2 separate regions of the Homo sapiens genome follow, and region 2 is linked to region 1. Evidence: read pairs that join two places in POLR2A ChIA-PET (ENCODE). Cell type or tissue: Panc1. All regions are shown on one strand. Links, peaks and the distances in the headings refer to the core of each region. The heading gives the core; the rest is flanking DNA.

Region 1 (8,397 bases), core at 197-8,196:
GAGGCTTGATCCAGCAGTTTGTCTGGAGACCCATTCCCTGCTTTCCCTCAGGGCTGGCCTTACGCTCAGCCTCCCCTGTGAGGTCCTGGGAGCAGCTCAGTCTTCCCTTAGGGCTGCAGGGGGGCAGTGCCACCCCTGGGCTTGTGTTTCCCTGCTGGGAATCCTAAGGAAGGGGGAAGCATTATCTTTTTCAGAAGCTCCAGAAAATGTCTCCTCAAGACTCAATGGCTCTATTTGATTTCTCACCCATCCATTAACTTGCTGCTCTTCTGGTGGGTGTGGATGTGCAGTTGGGTTTCAGCCTATGAAGACCTGGCCTGGAGCTGGGGATGGGTTCGGTCCCACTCAAACCACAGATCTGGGAATGGTGGTTCCCTGGAGCAAAGTCTGGGTGCTGTCAACACCAGGAGGGGGCATCCGTGGTGTCAAGAAGACCCAGAACTGTCTACTTAATGTGCCAAAGGAGGGAAGTAAGATCGGCTTTGGTGCCACCACCCAGGCGGCCGCCGTGGCATGGAGGCCTGTGCTTCCAGACCTGGGCAGTGCATGGAATGCTGATGGTGATTATGCGGATGCGCCGAGGGGATGATGGCGTTCCCTGAGTGATCACTGCACCCCAAGCTCGGTGCTCAGCAGTGCTTCACACACATTGAGCCATAGAATCCTCAGCACCCCAGAAAGAATTCAGTTATTGACAGAGATTTATGGAGCCCCCGTTCTGTGCTGGTCGTTGTCGTGAGTAGGAGATGGAGACGACTCCCCATCATGGGCTGTGTTCTTGCAGGATTTCCCCATGTTATAGGTGTGAACATTGAGGCCCAGAGAAATGAGGCCGCACAGCTGGAAAGCTGCAGATCCGAGATCCAACCCCAGGGCCTTTTACTCCAAAACGTGTGTGCTTAATGTGTGCCTATACATGCCGGTGAGTTTTCTTTTTAAACAGCTGGTCACCCTCAGATGTCCACTGCCGGCCTGTTTGGCTGCCCTTCTCCAGGCCAGCAGCCAAGACACAGTGCCGCCCGCAGGGGCAACCTACTGGGAGCCTCGAAACAGGTGGAGCTGGCGAAGCAGGGCCCTGAGCTGTGTGCGTGGGGCCTGGCTGCAAATGGCCCAATGAAGCCTCCGTGCATTTCCCTTTTTGAAGCTTGAGCCTTTTCTTCTCCATGAGGCTGACCCACCAGGCTGGCTTGGTCACACACTAGCTGTGCAGTCCTGGCTCAGTTACTTTACCTCTCTGGGCCTCGGTTTACTCATCTACAACAGGGGTCGGCAAACTACCACCCTCAGCCTGAATCCAGTCTGCTGCCTATTTTTGTAAATAAAGCTTTATTGGCACACAGCCATGCTCACTCATTCACAGAGCGGCTGCAGCTGCTTTTGCACAGGGCAAGAGAACCTGTGGCCCACAAAGCCTGAAGCCTCTCTCTGTGGCCCTTTCCAGAAAACCTGCCAATCCCTGACCTAGCAGATGGGATGATTGTGTGCGGGAGAGTGTAGGCTCTGGGAGGGCAGGGCTGTGTCTGTGGCTGCCACCAGAGTGTCCCCTCCCTGTCACCAACCCATGGGGTCGTTGCAAAACTCAGAGAGAAACTGTGTTCGGTGTTGAGCACAAGGCACACAGTGCGTGCTCAGTAACCTCCAGCTGCGATTCCTCCCGTGATTAAACAAAGGCAAGGAGGACTGCCTCGACAGGCTCAGAGGGCCCAGGGTCTGGAATAGGAGCTGATCCTCGGGTTAGACCACTCAGCTCTTAAAGTGGCTGCCGGTTGAGAGGCTTGTCTCAGCTGCCGCTAGGTGCAAATTAAAAGGATTAATGGACACCGCCGTCTTTGAAAGGCTCAAGGCCCACCGAAGCCCCTTCAGCAGAGGGCTCTGCATTCTCTCTTCCCCAGCCCTCCTTGTGTGCCCTCGTGAGTGGCGGTGACAATGCTCCCGGATGTGGGCCCCAAGGCCAGCGGCCCCAGAGCTGCCCGCCCACCCGTCCGCCTGCTATTGTCTGCTCAGGCCTGGCGGTGTGGCGCTGGGCTTGTGGGGCCCTGGCGGGCAGGGGACTGTGGGAACGGATTAGAGGTCCTGGGCTTGCTTTCCTCGTCTTGCATAAACTCTTGATCAAAGACATTCCTGGGATGACAGAGCCCTGTGAGCTGCGAGGCTGGCCCAGAGTGCGGGACGCACACCCCACGCTGCAGCCCCTGCACAGGCCTGCCCTTGCTGGCCCTCGCTGGCCCTGGCTGCAGTGCTGACTTTGGGGACTAGCCTTATGGTGGGACTGGTGATAGAGCGGGTGCCAGCAGGCAACACAGCCTTCCCCACCAGATTCAGAGGCCAGGCCCCCAATGCTGGGCAGAGCGAGGCTGTGACTGCTTCCTGGGGTGCTTCAAGGAGGGTCACGCTGCATGCAGGGTAGCCGGAGGGATTGCCGGATGCATGCCACTGCCACTGGACCTGGCTTCTCTGGACTCCCATGGGCAGTGCACCACCCTCTGCACAGCCCTAGCCACTGTTATCCCACAAGCGCGGTCCGAAGTCCACGTGCCCACTCTGCCCAGCCTCCTTCCTCTGTCCCCTCAGGGCCTTTCACTCCTTGTGACAACTCTAGGTGCTGTCTGGGCTCCTGGGGAACCCCCGACCCTTCCAGCCATGGAATCAGCTCCCGGCATGCGGGTCAGGCTGGACCCATGGCTCTGCACCTCAGCCCAGCAGCTTGGGGCTGCCCTGTAGGAGCCGACACGACCTCCCTTCCATTCGGCCCCCTTCCTAGGACCCACTGTATGCCAGGGTGGGGAGACGGAGGCAGAGAGAAATCTGGGAGATTTCCGTCCTGGAGGGGCTCAGCCAGAGCAGGAAGGTGCCCAGGCATGACAATCCCAGACTCCCAGAACCACCTGCCTGCTGTGGGGTGGGGAAGCCCTCAGAGAGCCCATCCTTACAGTCAGAGCAGAGATGAAGGTTCCTGTGGACCGAGGCGGTGGGCCAAGCGCAGAACAGGAAGCTGGATGCAGTCTGGTGTGTCAGGAGCTCCTGGGCAAAGACATCGAGCTTATTGGGGTCAAGGCTGGGGAGAGATGGGGCTGAGTCCCAGGGACCTTGGACGGAGCTGAAGGGAGATAGGAAGGCTGGGGGTTGGGGGCAGAGGATGAAGAATGGATGAGGACTGTCTGGCTGCAGGGAGATGGGCCAGGAGGCAGGGCAGGTAGGGGTGGCGGGCGTGTGAGGACAGGCTTCTGCGAAGGGGCTGCAGGGAGAGCTGACTGCGGAAGGCTTTGTCTCTGAAGTTCCTCAAAGGTCAGTTTTTACCATCACCCTCTGGGTAGCGCAGATACTCCAACAAGGGACGAGGTCTCCACTGAATCCCAGGAGGGGTTGCAGGCACAGAGGTGATGTCAGTGGAGTTTGAGAGTTGGGAACAAGGGCCTAGAGTGGCCAGACGATGCCTTTGATATGGTTTGGCTGTGTCCCCACCCAAATCTCATCTTGAATTGTAGCTCCCATAATTCCCACGTGTTGTGGGAGGGACCCGGTGGGAGGTGATTGAATCATGGGGCAGTTTCCCCTATACTGTTCCCATGGTGGTGAACAAGTCTCAGCAGATCTGATGGTTTTATAGGGGTTTCCCCTTTCACTTGAGTCTCATTCTCTCTTGCCTGCTGCCATGGAAGACGGGCCTTTCGCCTTCCGCCGTGATGGTGAGGCCTCCCAGCTACGTAGAACTGTGAGTCTATTAAACCTCTTTTTCTTTATAAATTACCCAGTCTCGGGTATGTCTTTGTTAGCAGTGTGAAAACGGACTGATACAGCCTTGGAGCTCGTGGCATAACCACGATGTATAGACCCACCCATCACTGGGGGATGTACAGAACCCCCCATCGTGGCACAGCCAGGGATGGGGGGTGTACAGACCCCCCCATCGTGGCACAGCCAGGGGTGAGGGGTGTACAGACACCCCCATTGTGGCACAGCCAGGGGTGGGGTGTGTACAGACCCACCCATCACGGGATGCCACAGATGCCGAGACAGAGAGAATGGGTTGTGGGAGAGCTTGCAACTGCTTCACTCTGGGCCCAAGCCCTCTCTACACACTTGGCTGTGAACCCACCTGACCCACCCAGGGCCCCGGCCCTGCCCTGCCACCCTGCCTGAGCCCCGCGCTCAGCTCCATCTCTCCCAGTAGACATGTCGCTGCCTTTTGGCTCTGCCAGACCTATCAGCCTACACATCCCTCTTTCATCTTAAAAAACCTTCCAAACACTAAAGTAGATCCCTAGACCCATGTGCTCCTCTCCCTGCATGGCAAAGTGGCTCTCCAGCTTCTTCCCCACATCCTTGCTCAAACCTAACAGGATCCGATGGCTCCCTTGCCTGCTCCGTGAAACAACCAAAGGTGCCCTGTGCGATGGTCGGAGCTCTCTGCACAGGCCTCCTGCTACACCCATGTGCTCTCGGGGGATGAATGTAAACCCAGCTGCAGGCCGGGGGTGGGGACATGGCTTCCCTAGGACCCCAGCCCTGACACAGGACCTGGCCATTGCCTGGAACTGGAGAGCCGCAATGGTGCAGACCTGGTCCCTGCCTTCAGAGTAATTTGCCCAGGAGCAAGGAGGAGCTGGGCCTTGTGAGCCACCCGAGTGGCCACCAGTGTCACCTCTGGCTCCGACTGTCCCTTGAGCTCTTTCTGATGTGACCTGTCAGGGGCACCTTGCAGGCTCCCCCACCCACTCAATATAGGACTCCCTCGAGGAAGGCTCCCGGAGCCCCCACCCTCAGGGGAGAGGCTGGTGGAGACCTACAGGGGCCAAGCGTTTCCCTCCACACCCCACCTTCCTCCCAGGGCAGGCGCCTGTGGAGCCAACACACCGACCACCCCGGCCCCACTGTTGAGCCCTGGGAGGAGTGCTCTACAAGGCAGGAAGGGTAGACAGCAGGTGCTTCATAAAGGCCACGGAGATTCAACCTGCAGCTGACAAGTAGCACCCATCGGTGGCTTGGGACCTGAGCTTCCACTTAGCTTGGGATGAGGACAAACCAGCCTCACAGATGGGTTCAGGAGCAGTGACCAAGGTCCGAGGACACCTTCCCAGGGCACTCCCACTACCTGCCTCCACCCTGGGGTTTGAAGTTAAGTCCAGTCACGTGCACCTGAAATCCAGAGGTGGGCGTCATGGGTGTCCTATAAGGCGGCCTCCAGGTCCCCACGATCCCAGTGAAAGGCCACCCCGGATCATGGCCCTGACACGGTGCTTTGCTCTCCCGGAGCCTGGCGTCGCCAAAGGACCATGATTCATCCAGAGCAAACAGCAGTTTGCGCCAGAAGAGGGTTAACGAATGCCGGCTTTATTTATTTTCCTATCTGCAAATAACCCGGGAAGACAAACTGGTGGGGCAAGGAAGAGGGGGAAGATGTTCCCCATCAATGGGCACCGCTCACGTCACCCAGGCCGGAGCTGTTGTCTCGCGTGGTTGGAGGTGGGCTCACCCAGCCAGGCAGCCTGCAAATTATTCTCTGGAGCCTCCCGGGGACAGGACACCGCCTCCCACCTCACACACCTGTGCTGAGGGCTTCCTCCCAGTTGGGAGGGGTGTGCCTGCTCCTGGCTGGATTCTGTCCCCACCCCCGGGGATGTGGCAGTGTCAGGAGACATTCTTGGTTGTCACGGCGGGTGGCGTGACTGTCATCCCGGGGATGGAGGTCAGGATGCTGCTGAACTTCCCACAGCGCACAGGACAGGCTGCGGCCTCCCACATCCGCCAAGCCTGCCACCCTGCCCTGGTTCTAGGGCACCAGGACACGCGTCCCTGGCTCACGGCCAGCCCAGGAAGCAAAGAGGCAGGCACCACGCTGGGGTTTTACCAGTTTTATTTCTAGACTTTCATGTTTGTCTTTTTGTCTTCTGCTGGAAACATGCCGGTTACATGTTGGTGCTGGGAAGCGCCGCGGTGCAACCAGAAATGCACAGACCCAGCCGCCCGCCGCCCAGACCCTCAGACTTGCGCGTCACAGGACAGACTCCGCTGTGCCCCGTGCACTTGCCACCAGCCTTTGGCCTCTCGATACACACAACATCCAGGACTTGTGCCCTTGCCCCATCACGACAGACAAAGCGTCCCTCAAGGCCCCCGCGTGGTTCAGACAGACGCCGCAGCCAGGATGGTTGAGGTAAGCGTGAGCCGTGTTCTGGAGGGGTGGGGCGGGGTGGGCCTGTGCCCGAGATGGCCTCCGAGCACAGGATGACCCTGCCAGGGCAGGGCCCCAACCACGTGGGCCCGCAGCGGGGTGCAAATTCTTTTGGTTCGGCAGCTTGCTAGGTGACCGGGGCACACAGCACTGTGAGCTGGCTTCATTGAGATTTGGAGTCTCTTTAAATTAGCATTATGGTGTAATTAACAAAACAATAACAAACAGAACACTAGTACATAACAGATTAAACATACCCAAAACTTGAACAAATTCCAGAAGCTATTCCAATCATCCCGAATGAGAGTCCTACAGGTACAACGCCGTGGTGGCACGTAAGACACACTTGTTATAATAATAATAATAATAATTATGCAACTTCCATAGCTACACGCAAAGAATAACACAGCTGTAAAAACTACTATGATGCTACGCCCCCGATCAGATGAAGTGCCCAGCATCACAGGCGCAGGGAAGAGAAGAGGGACACAGCCTGGTCTCTGGGGACACCGGCGCGGTTCTCACGCACGCGGCCTCGGGGCCGGCCCCCGCCAGCCTGTGTGGGATCGCGCCCGCGTGTCTGCCCGCCAAAGCAGGCAGAACCTGCCCGCTGGGTCCACCATGGCTAAGTGAAGCATGAGGTATTGTGAAACAGCAACCTTTTTGGAATAGAGCAGTAATCACATTAAGTCAAAATTGATCACATAAAAAAAAAAAAAACTACAAAAAAGGCATCTGTAATACAATGTTCTAAGAGAAAACTAAAACTAGTACATGGCAGTATATGACATTGTAAAACAAAAAACTGATCCTCCAATAGCAGCAAACAATGTGAAAGAGATACACAGAAGCGATGTGAATATTTCCAAACCGTGCCTGGAAGTCAACGGTAGCAGCGCAATAAGAAAATGGAGCTGCGGCCTGTCCCCGGTGTGGGCACCGCCCCTTCCCCTCGGGAGCCTCCTCCTCACACCTCCTCCCGCCTGTCCTCCCTCACACGTCAGCCTCCACACTCTTGCCACCTCCCTTCAACACTTCCTAAATAAAAATTACAAGAATTACATAGCCAAGATGTGCAAATTGTCTATTTTGTCACTAAGTTTTTTAAAGGAAGGGGCAGGGGATAAGAATTCATCGGAACCGAACTTAGGTTGAGTACCCTAATTTTCCTTGCACCCATGCCTGTCCAATCAGATGACTCTGGGAAACGCCAAACAGGCTGAATCAATGTCTTTGTGTGGTTTTTTTCTTCCAGATTGTTTTTTTCTCACCTATAAAAGGATCTATCTTTAAAAATAAACTGTATTAAATCTGTAACATCAAAGGCAGAAGGTTTGTGTGTGTGTGTGTGTGTGTGTGTATCTGTGTGTTTAAATCAAGGGGAGATTGCATTTATAAATCATACTGGCCTTATGAACATCCTCTGCAATAAATATACTTTTTAGCCTTAACTATAAATTATATATTTTAGTGTTTAAAAACCTTCCGGTGTGAAACATCTAAGATAACCCTTAAAAACCACCTGTTCTCTAGGTAAACCTCTGAGGTCCCTACTTTCAAACACCAGTTGGCACCAAAGGATTCCTAAACTTCAACTTCTTTAAAGAAAAGGAAAGGAACTTATCATCCTGGCAATGTGAGAATGCAAACCTTTTTCTTCTTGACTGGCACGCAGCCTCCCAAACACCCCACCTCCACTGCCACCACAGTGGCCCACACTTGCCTCAAAGTCCTGCTTGCAAACAAGTACATGGATATTCCCAAACCATTCCATTAGAAAACTGCCCTCCCTGCACACACAACAAAAACAGCGCTATTTCCTACACCTATTGGACTGAAAGTGCTTGGAAATGGAATGGTTTTAGAATATGAAGAAGAACACAAACCAAGTAGCTGTGGGTTGAACCTGGACGTGAGCTGGCTGCAGGGCCGTTGGGTAGAAAACCAGCATCTCATAAACAGGTCACTACAAAAATAGGAAGAGTATAAAAATAGAATATATTATGTCACTATTTCGTCTTCTCTTTATAGTAGCGTATCGTAGGAGTGGGACAGGTGGCCTTTCCCGACCCTGCTACGCTGGCTGGTGCCCGACAAACCTCCACTGGATGGTTTGTCACTGGATGGTTTGTTGGGGTGGTGGTCACAGGCGCAAAGGACATGCACACGGGCACGCTACGCTACTGTAACCAAGAGGTGACTTCAGCCATGAATAAGGTGAAGAG
Region 2 (8,261 bases), core at 262-8,261, 690 kb after region 1:
GACACCACTCAGACCGGTAGTCTTGTTCAACCAGTTCTGCCATCCCACCCAGGAACAAAAGACGGCAAGAAAAACTTACTTTGATCCCCTGTGATTCCATCTCCAGCCTGACCAATCAGCACTCCCCACTTCCCAAGCCCCTACCCACCAAATGATCTTTAAAAACTCTGATCCCCAAATGCTCAGAGAGACTGATTTGAGAATTATTAAAACTCCAGTCTCCTGCACAGCCAGCTCTGCATGAATTACTCTTTCTCCATTGCAATTCCCGTCTTGATAAATGGGCTCTGTCTAAATGGGCTCTTGTCTAAATGGGCAAGGTGAACCCATTGGGCAGTTAGACTTCTACCATCTCAGGCTGAGAGGGTCAATAATAGGTGTCCACTATATGCTTGGCATGCGGCACAGCACAAGTGTGTCTCAGAGGAGGCATTAAAGTAAAGCCATCCAGCACATTCAACAGGTCATTGCTGCTGCTTTTTTTTATTTTTATTTTTATTTTTATTTTTATTTTTGAGATGGAGTCTTGCTCTGTCGCCCAGGCTGGAGTGCAGTGGAGCAATCTCGGCTCACTGCAGCCTCCACCTCCTGGGTTAAAGTGATTCTCCTGCCTCAGCCTCCCGAGTAGCTGGGATTACAGGCACCCACCATCATGCCCGGGTAATTTTTGTAGTTTTAGTGGAGACGGGTTTTGCCATATTGGCCAAGCTGGTCTCAAACTCCTGACCTTAAGTGATCCGCCCATCTTGACCTCCCAGAGTGCTGGGATTTCAGACGTGAGCCACCATGCCCAGCCATGCCTGCCAGTTTTAACTTGAGCGTGCCTCTTCCCTGTTTTCAGTCCACTGGGCTTAGGTGGGGTGGCTGTCACCCTTTGTTCCCTGTCCCTGCCTCCAGCTCTTATATTAAAAATATTTTTAATACAGGATTTTTAATGGAGATGTATTTTTAATGGAGATGGGGTTTCGCCATGTTGGCCAGGCTGGTTTCAAACTCCTGACCTCAGGTGATCTACCTGCCTCGGCCTCCCAAAGTGTTGGGATTACAGGCGTGAGCCACCGCGCCTGGCCAGGTCATTGCTTATTAAAGATGCACTGCATTTGCAGCAAAGGTGAAAAACAGAAACAGAAACCATGGTCCTAGTTGTCAAAGAGCTCACTGACTAGTTGGGCAGACAAAACCAATCCACTTAAAAAGACAGAACAGAGCTGGGTGTGTCGGTACAAGCCTGTAGTTCCAGCTACCCTGAAGGCTGAGTCAGGAGGATCACTTGAGCCCAGGAGTTCAAGGCTCCAGTGAGCTATGAGTGTGCCAATGCACTCCAGCCTGGGTGACAGAGGTGGACTCCATTTCTTAAAAATTAAAAAAGAACAGTAAGGGCTGTAGATGTGATAAGGGGAATGGAGAGTCTCAGGAGAAGGAAGTGAGGGCTTGAAAGTCTGGGGGACTTCCCGGAGGAGGCAGGCACTGCCTATGCCTTGAAGGATAATAAGGATACACTGGACAAAGAGGAAGGAGAAGGCATCCAGATCAGGGAATCAGATGTACTCCAAATGCCCCTCTCTCAGGGGTGGTCTGATTGCCACTCTTCCTCCAACAGAGTCAGCCTCCACCCTCCTGATCATGCTGCGGGTCCCTCTCCGGCCATGATCAAAGACCTGTATCTGATCTGGCCTACGAGACTGGGCACCAGTGCTCAGGGAGCTTGCCGATGAAATCAGGGAGCCCCAGGGCAGATTGGCTACTGGGTCTCCCTCTGGAAGGCACCAGAACCTTCCAGAAATGGCAGAGGCACAGGAACTCAGGACCACCCTGCCCCCTGCTCTCACCACTTGCCTCTCTGTACATCGGCTCCATCCTTCTGTCTTGCACACGGGCCACCTCTGCCCCTGCATCCTGGAGGAATAGCCAGTTCCAAAGCCCAAGTTCTCCTGCCTCGGATCCAGTCCCACAGAAGCTGCATTTGCCCCTCAGGTCCAATTCTGGATTTCAAGGAGAGAGAATTAGAGTGACAAGTTGAGAAATGAAGAGGACCTTATTTTGTTATCTTTAAATTTATTGATTTCTTAAAGAACTAAGAGAAAGTTCAGGTAAAAATTAACAGGATATGAAACAGATGGGATAAAAGATGAATATTGAAATCAACAGAAATCAGTTTGAAACTGAGAACTGAATTGTAACCAAAAGCAATTCATTAAGAGGAAAAGATCAATTTGGAATAGAAGAAATCAGTAGGCTCCTGGATTTTTGATCGTCCAATTCATGATGAGGAGTACATTTTATGAACATATTGGGAAATATTTAAATTTCTTGCTGGTTTGACATCAAGGAAGACAACTTACATCTTGAAAAACCACTGCAGCACGGACATTGACAATAATGAATTAACGAGTGTTATCGCTTCAAAGACTATTTCAGATTAATCACTGCACAAGAAAAGCTGAAATGCCCTGAAATCTCACCAATCATATATGAAAAACAACTTGAGAGGGGTCTTCAAAATTTGACAACAATCCGAAAAATGTACAGGACATTAGCAATAATCAGTTGTGAAGCTAAGAAACATCTAAAAACAATACAAAACACATTTTGATCACCCATGCTAAAACAAGATTGAATTAGCTTTTGATTCTCACTGTGGAAAATATTCAAAACCGTTGACATCTGAAAAGGATATCAAAGAGTGTCAGCCAAAAAAGGTAAAAAAATTATCACGACTGTTTTTCTGTATTATGTATTACTTGTGATATTTGTCAGCTTTTTAAAATCTGTAATTTGCTGTGATTTCTTTTCTCGTTTTAAATAAGTGTTCAATGTTGTCCCTAATTTTGTATTTATAAATTCATATTCCTTTTTTTTTTTTTTGAAATGGGGGGTCTCACTCTGTCACGCAGGCTGGAGTACAGTGGCACGATTACGGCTCACTGCAGCCTTGACCTCCTGGCCTCTAGTGATCCTTCCACCTCAAGCCTCCTGAGTAGCTGGGACTACAGGCGTGTGCCAGCATGCCAGGCTAATTTTTGTATTTTTTGTAGAGATGGGGTTTTGCCATGTTGCCCAGGCTGGTCTTGAACTCCTGGGCTCAAGCAATCCTCCCGCCTCAGCCTCCCAAAGTACTGGGGTTACAGGCGTGAGTCACCGCGCCCAGCCTGTATTCTTTTTCTTAATAAGCGCCACTCCTTGGATGGATAAGCTTTAGGTCCCACAAAATAATGTGCCCCCTGGATGGAAGGCAGAGAAGTTCCTTTCCAATTCCAGATGGTCAGGAGTTAACCGGGGACAGCTTGAGGGTCGATACTGGGCTTGCAGCTGCTGCCATACACGTTCATGAAAAGCAGGAGAATACTCAGGCCCTGGGCCAGGGTGGCGGCATCTGACTGCCCTGCATACCTTACTCAACATAGTGACAAGTCAGCCTCTAACTTCTTATTTTGAGATTCAGACTGAAGCTGAAGACTTTTTTTTTTTTTTTTTTTTTTTTTTTGAGAGAGAGAGAGAGAGAGTCTCATTCTGTCGCCCAGGCTGGAGTGCAATGGCGTGATCTCGGCTCACTGCAACCTCCACCTCCCAGGTTCAAGCAATTCTCTGCCTCAGCCTCCCGAGTAGCTGGGATTACAGGCACCTGCCACCACACCCTGCTAATTTTTTTTTTATTTTTAGTAGAGACGGGGTTTCACCATTTTGGCCAGGCTGTTCTTGAACTCCTGACTCCTTGATCCACCCGCCTCGGCCTCCTGAAGTGCAAGGACTACAGGCGTGAGCCACCACGCCCGGCCGAAACCTAAGACTTCCTATGCAGTGCTGGAAGAACCACCTCCTCTGCCTGTTTTTGTAGCCTGGGCGCTGATTGATTTGGGAAAAGCAACTCTCACGATGCACTTCTGCAGTTGGCTAGATCAGACGCCTGTGGAATTCACAGCTTCATGGGTCTGTTATTCACTCCACAAACATTTCTGAGCACTCACCATGAGCCAGGCATTCCTTGTAAGAGGCTGCACATCCATCCATGGAAAAGGAGACATTCGGAAATTCCCGGAAGACACAGGACAGATCCTGACCCCAACCAGCCAAACCGTGAAGAACCACCCAGGGGCTTCTTCTGCCTGAAGGAGGTCGTCCTCCCCGATCTGAGGAGGCGGTCCCAGCCTTCCTAGAAGAGTTGCTGCCCTCTCCAGGGAGCTGCTGCCCTCTCCAGGGAGCTGCATTACAGGAAACAAGATTCCCCCCGCCCTACCCTCACAGTCATCCTTACCTTGGATCAGATCCCTGCGTGACCCAGGGTGGCTGGAGAGGAACGCAGGAATTTCATACTCTGCTGTTCAACATCTGGGTGATTTCTGTGGGAATGACATTTTGGGAGCGCTTAACAGAGGAGGGAGTCCGTTATTGAAGATCGAATGGAATGCGTCGATATGCGTGCATTTATAGAGCCCCTGCGTCCCACGGCCAGGCCCACAGGGTTGGATGTGGCCTAAGAATCTGGTTAGCATGGATCTGAAACTCACCCAGGCCAGGGAAGTCAGAGGACAGAAAGCCCGCTGCATAGAATGTAGAGGGAAGAACTCAAATACGTCAGAAAAAAACAGGTGAATCTCCCACGGCAGCCACTCTGCCACTCACCACTCCCCACAGAGGACCCAGAGGATGCTGTCCCCCAGGACTGGGGACATATGTGGCGAAGGATGCGCCAGGACATTCTCGGATGCTCTGGCCATGGGGAGAGGGATATTTGGGAAGTGCATGCACTAGAGAAAGGACGTGTACAGATAGGTGGCCCTATTGCCTGCGGTGGGTCCAACGTCCAATCCCCTTTCTAAAGCATCCAGAACACCCTTGGTAGGAATGGCCACCCTGACTTGATGAGAGGGTAAATCCAGTACCTTGTGCCCTGGAAGCATAAGGAACCCCTTGCTGAAAATCCTCCTCATCGTCTCATACAACCAGGGACAGGCGTGGCCTGCACTGGGTGAAAGGGTGTATCCCAAAATGCCGCACTCACCAGAATCTCAGAATGTGGCCTGATTTGGAAATGGGGTCTTTGCAGATGTACTTAGCTAGGATGAGGTCATATGGAGAAGTGAGGGCCCCAATCCAATATGGCAGGTGTCCTTATCAGAAAGCCATGTGAACAGACAGAGATGGAAAGGAGAACACTGCCTGATGAAGGAGGCAGAGGCTGGAGTGAGGCAGTTACAAGGCAAGGAACGCCAGGGTTGTAGGAGCCACCAGAAGCTGGGAAAGGGGCAAAGAGCGGATCCTCCCCTAGAGCATCCAGAGGGAGCCAACCTGACCCTGCTTTCATCTCAGACTTCTGGCCTCCAACACTGTGAGAGAATGAATTCCAGTTGTGTTAAGCCACCAAGTTTCTGGTATTTATGGCAGCACGGAAAACCAATACACAGCCTAGGGCTGCCCACTGACACCTACACTCCCAGAGAACTGAAGCTCGACACAAGTAAACCAACAAGAGAAGGCGCCCTGGCCACTTCTGGCCCTTGAGTAGCTCCTGTACTTCTCCAGCCTGTTCTCTAGGCAACAGTCAATTCAGCAGCTCCTTCACAGGCTTCCAATGAATGTCTATCTTTTTTATTTTTTCCTTAAGTCAGACAGGGCTGATAATAGCTGTCTCAACCAAGGAACCCAGACACACTTAATTGTCATTTGGGTAACTGCATAAGTGGAGATGTTTTGGGCAGCAAGAGAATGAAACTGAGGTCAAACTGGATCAAAGGGAAAGGAATGTATTTGCTTTAGTAACTAAAAGCTCCAAAATATCACGGCTTCAGGCATGGGTCGATCCAGGTGACCTAACAGTGTCATCAGGAACCTGTTTCTCTCTCTCCATCAGCTCTGCTCTCCACTGTGACCTTTTTCTCAGGCAGGCACTCCCCCTTAGTTGGCATAATGGGTTCCCACTGTGCAGACTTCCTTCCGTCCCACCAGCTCCGTGACTCCAGAAGGAGGAGAGTTCCTTTTCCACAGTACTTCCCAGAAAACTTCTGGGACTGACTCTTGTTGGATAAATTGCAATTGAGTCTTCTTGGACTAGAGACTGATGTACTTTTCCCAAAACGAATTATGGAGCCAATGGGGTGGAATAGGCTGATTGTCCAAGTCTGGAGCATGTTAAACTCAAGTGAAGCCAGAAGTGAGGTCACAATCCCCCACCGAACAACATCGGGGCCATGGACGTCATGGCCATTGGCTGGCCAGGTTTGGGATTTGGCTGGCCTCCAACTCTCTTAAAAGCATGGTTGTCTTGTGGAATATGTGCGTCCCATCAACTCCCATAATCAAAGCCAAGGCCTTGCAGAGTCACGGTCCTTCAATTGGCACCAGGGCCAAGATGTTCCTCTGATTTTCCCCAGCTCTTCCTGGTCTGCAACCTGGCTCTGTCAGTCATGCAATATCTGCGGGGTTGGGGGGACACTGCAAGGAACTGAACTGAATTTAATCCTCCTGAAGAATGTCAAAAACTGTGACTATAGGAGCACTGCCAGGACAGCCATGGGAGGAACTGATAAAAGAGGTAGGAAAATCAGGACATCACCCCGCGTCAATGTAACTACCAACACAAGCTGGAATAACAGCCAACTGTAGCTTTCGTTCCATAGAAACAGAGCGCAGATCCACTGTAGCTTTGTAGCCATGTGGGGCTACCTCCCCACATCCTGGGCTGGGCTGTTGTTTGCTGTTGCTGCTCACTGATAAAATCTGCTACTTTTGTGTTTATGAGTCTGTGTGTTCCTTTAGGTCTTGATTTCTATTTCCCCAACATGGTTCATCTGCTCTGCCCCCATCCCCAGGTCACAGCTGAGGGGACAGATGGCTCTCACAGTTGGGATGACATCCAGCTTCTCAGGCAGGAAGCGTGCCCTGGAGGGACTTTCTCAGGTTGGCTGGCAGGACCCCTGCCTTTGCCGGGACTTCAGTGTGGAGTGGGGCATTCGTCGCTGCCTACAAGTTTAGCTCACTTGACTCTTGCTATAGTTTTGAGTGTATGTGTCCCTTCAAAATTCATATGTTAAAATTTAACCACCAGTGTGATAATATTAAGAGGTGAGAACTTTAGGAGGTGACTGGTGCCCTTATGAGAGGGATCGGGGAAACTAGCCAGCCCCTTTTGCCCTTCAGCCATGTGAGGACATAGGAAAAGGTGCCACTATGAAGGCAAGACTGGGCCTTCACCAGATACCAAGTCTGCTGGCACCTTGATCTTGGACTTCCCAGCCTCCAGAACTGAGAGAAATAAATTTCTTTCTTCTTCTTTTTTTTTTTTTTTTTTACTTTTTGAGACAGGGTCTCACTATGTTACCCAAGCTGGAGTACAGTGGCACAATCATAGCTCACTGCAGACTTGAACTCCTGGGCTCAAGTGATCCTCCTGCCTCAGCCTCCTGAGTAGCTGGGACTACAGGTGCAAGCCGCCACCCCTAGCTATTTTTTATTTTTTGTAGAGATGGGGTCTTGGTATGTTGCCCAGGCTGATCTTAAAGCCCTGGGCTCAAGCAATCCTCTTGCCTAGAAAGAAATTTCTACTCATCATAAGTATAAGTACCAGGTATAAGGTATTTTGTTATAGCAGCAGGAACTAACTATGACAACTGTCAACCTCCTTGAATTGCTAATCCCTGTTGGAAGGGACCTCTCTGCACAGATCAGTTATTCCCATTTTCAGGTAATTCAGCCCCCAGAATACTGATTTTGTTGGATAGGACCCCCTACATTCTTTAGGGGGGTGATTAAGTTAACATGAGGTCATTAGGGTAGACCCTAATCCCACATGACTGGTGTATTAGTCTGTTTTCATGTTGCTATGAATACATACCACACATTGGGTAATTTATAAAGAAAAGAGGTTTAACTGACTCACAGTTCTGCATGGCTAGGGAGGCCTCAGGAAACTTACAATCATGGAAGGCAAAACAGGCACGTCTTACCTGGTGGCAGGCAAGAGAAGTGTGTGCCAAGCAAAGGGGGAAGCCCCTTATAAAACCATCAGATCACACGAGTACCCACGCACTATCATGAGAACAGCATGAGCGTAACCACCCCCATGATTCAATTACCTCCTACCGAGTTCCTCCTGATGGGAACTACAATTCAAGATGAATTGTACACAGCCAAACGATATCAACTGGTGTCCTTATAAGAAGTGGAGATGAAGACACAGACACACACAGAAGGATAACCTTGTGACTCAGGGAGAAGGTAGCAGAGTCTGCCAGCCAAGGAGAGAGGCCTCAGGAGGAACCAGCCCT

Evidence for each region. Peaks named below come from ENCODE experiments on the same cell type or tissue, not always from the same donor. Only the 100,000 strongest peaks of a DNase experiment are listed, where the experiment ranks them.
Region 2: POLR2A ChIA-PET joins it to region 1 with 11 read pairs; 2 of 35 experiments call an interaction of 5 or more read pairs at or near these places.

Annotation. Positions count from the first base shown.
Region 1 is chr11:69,651,915-69,660,311 of GRCh38, reverse strand. CCND1 (cyclin D1) reads right to left here. Exons shown (of 5, transcript NM_053056.3): 5 at 5,838-8,397. LOC124902704 reads left to right here and starts at 2,397. Exons shown (of 1, transcript XM_047427985.1): 1 at 2,397-3,114. The coding sequence starts at 2,397. The coding sequence ends at 3,101. RefSeq lists enhancers at 1,838-2,565, 4,445-5,382. In Panc1, for the core only: no CTCF peak of the experiment used is centred there; no DNase peak of the experiment used is centred there; H3K4me3 peaks cover 514 bases; H3K27ac peaks cover 869 bases.
Region 2 is chr11:68,964,628-68,972,888 of GRCh38, reverse strand. No RefSeq gene overlaps it. Among named protein-coding and RNA genes, the nearest start is that of MRGPRD, 12 kb to the left of the region's middle. In Panc1, for the core only: no CTCF peak of the experiment used is centred there; no DNase peak of the experiment used is centred there; H3K27me3 peaks cover 580 bases.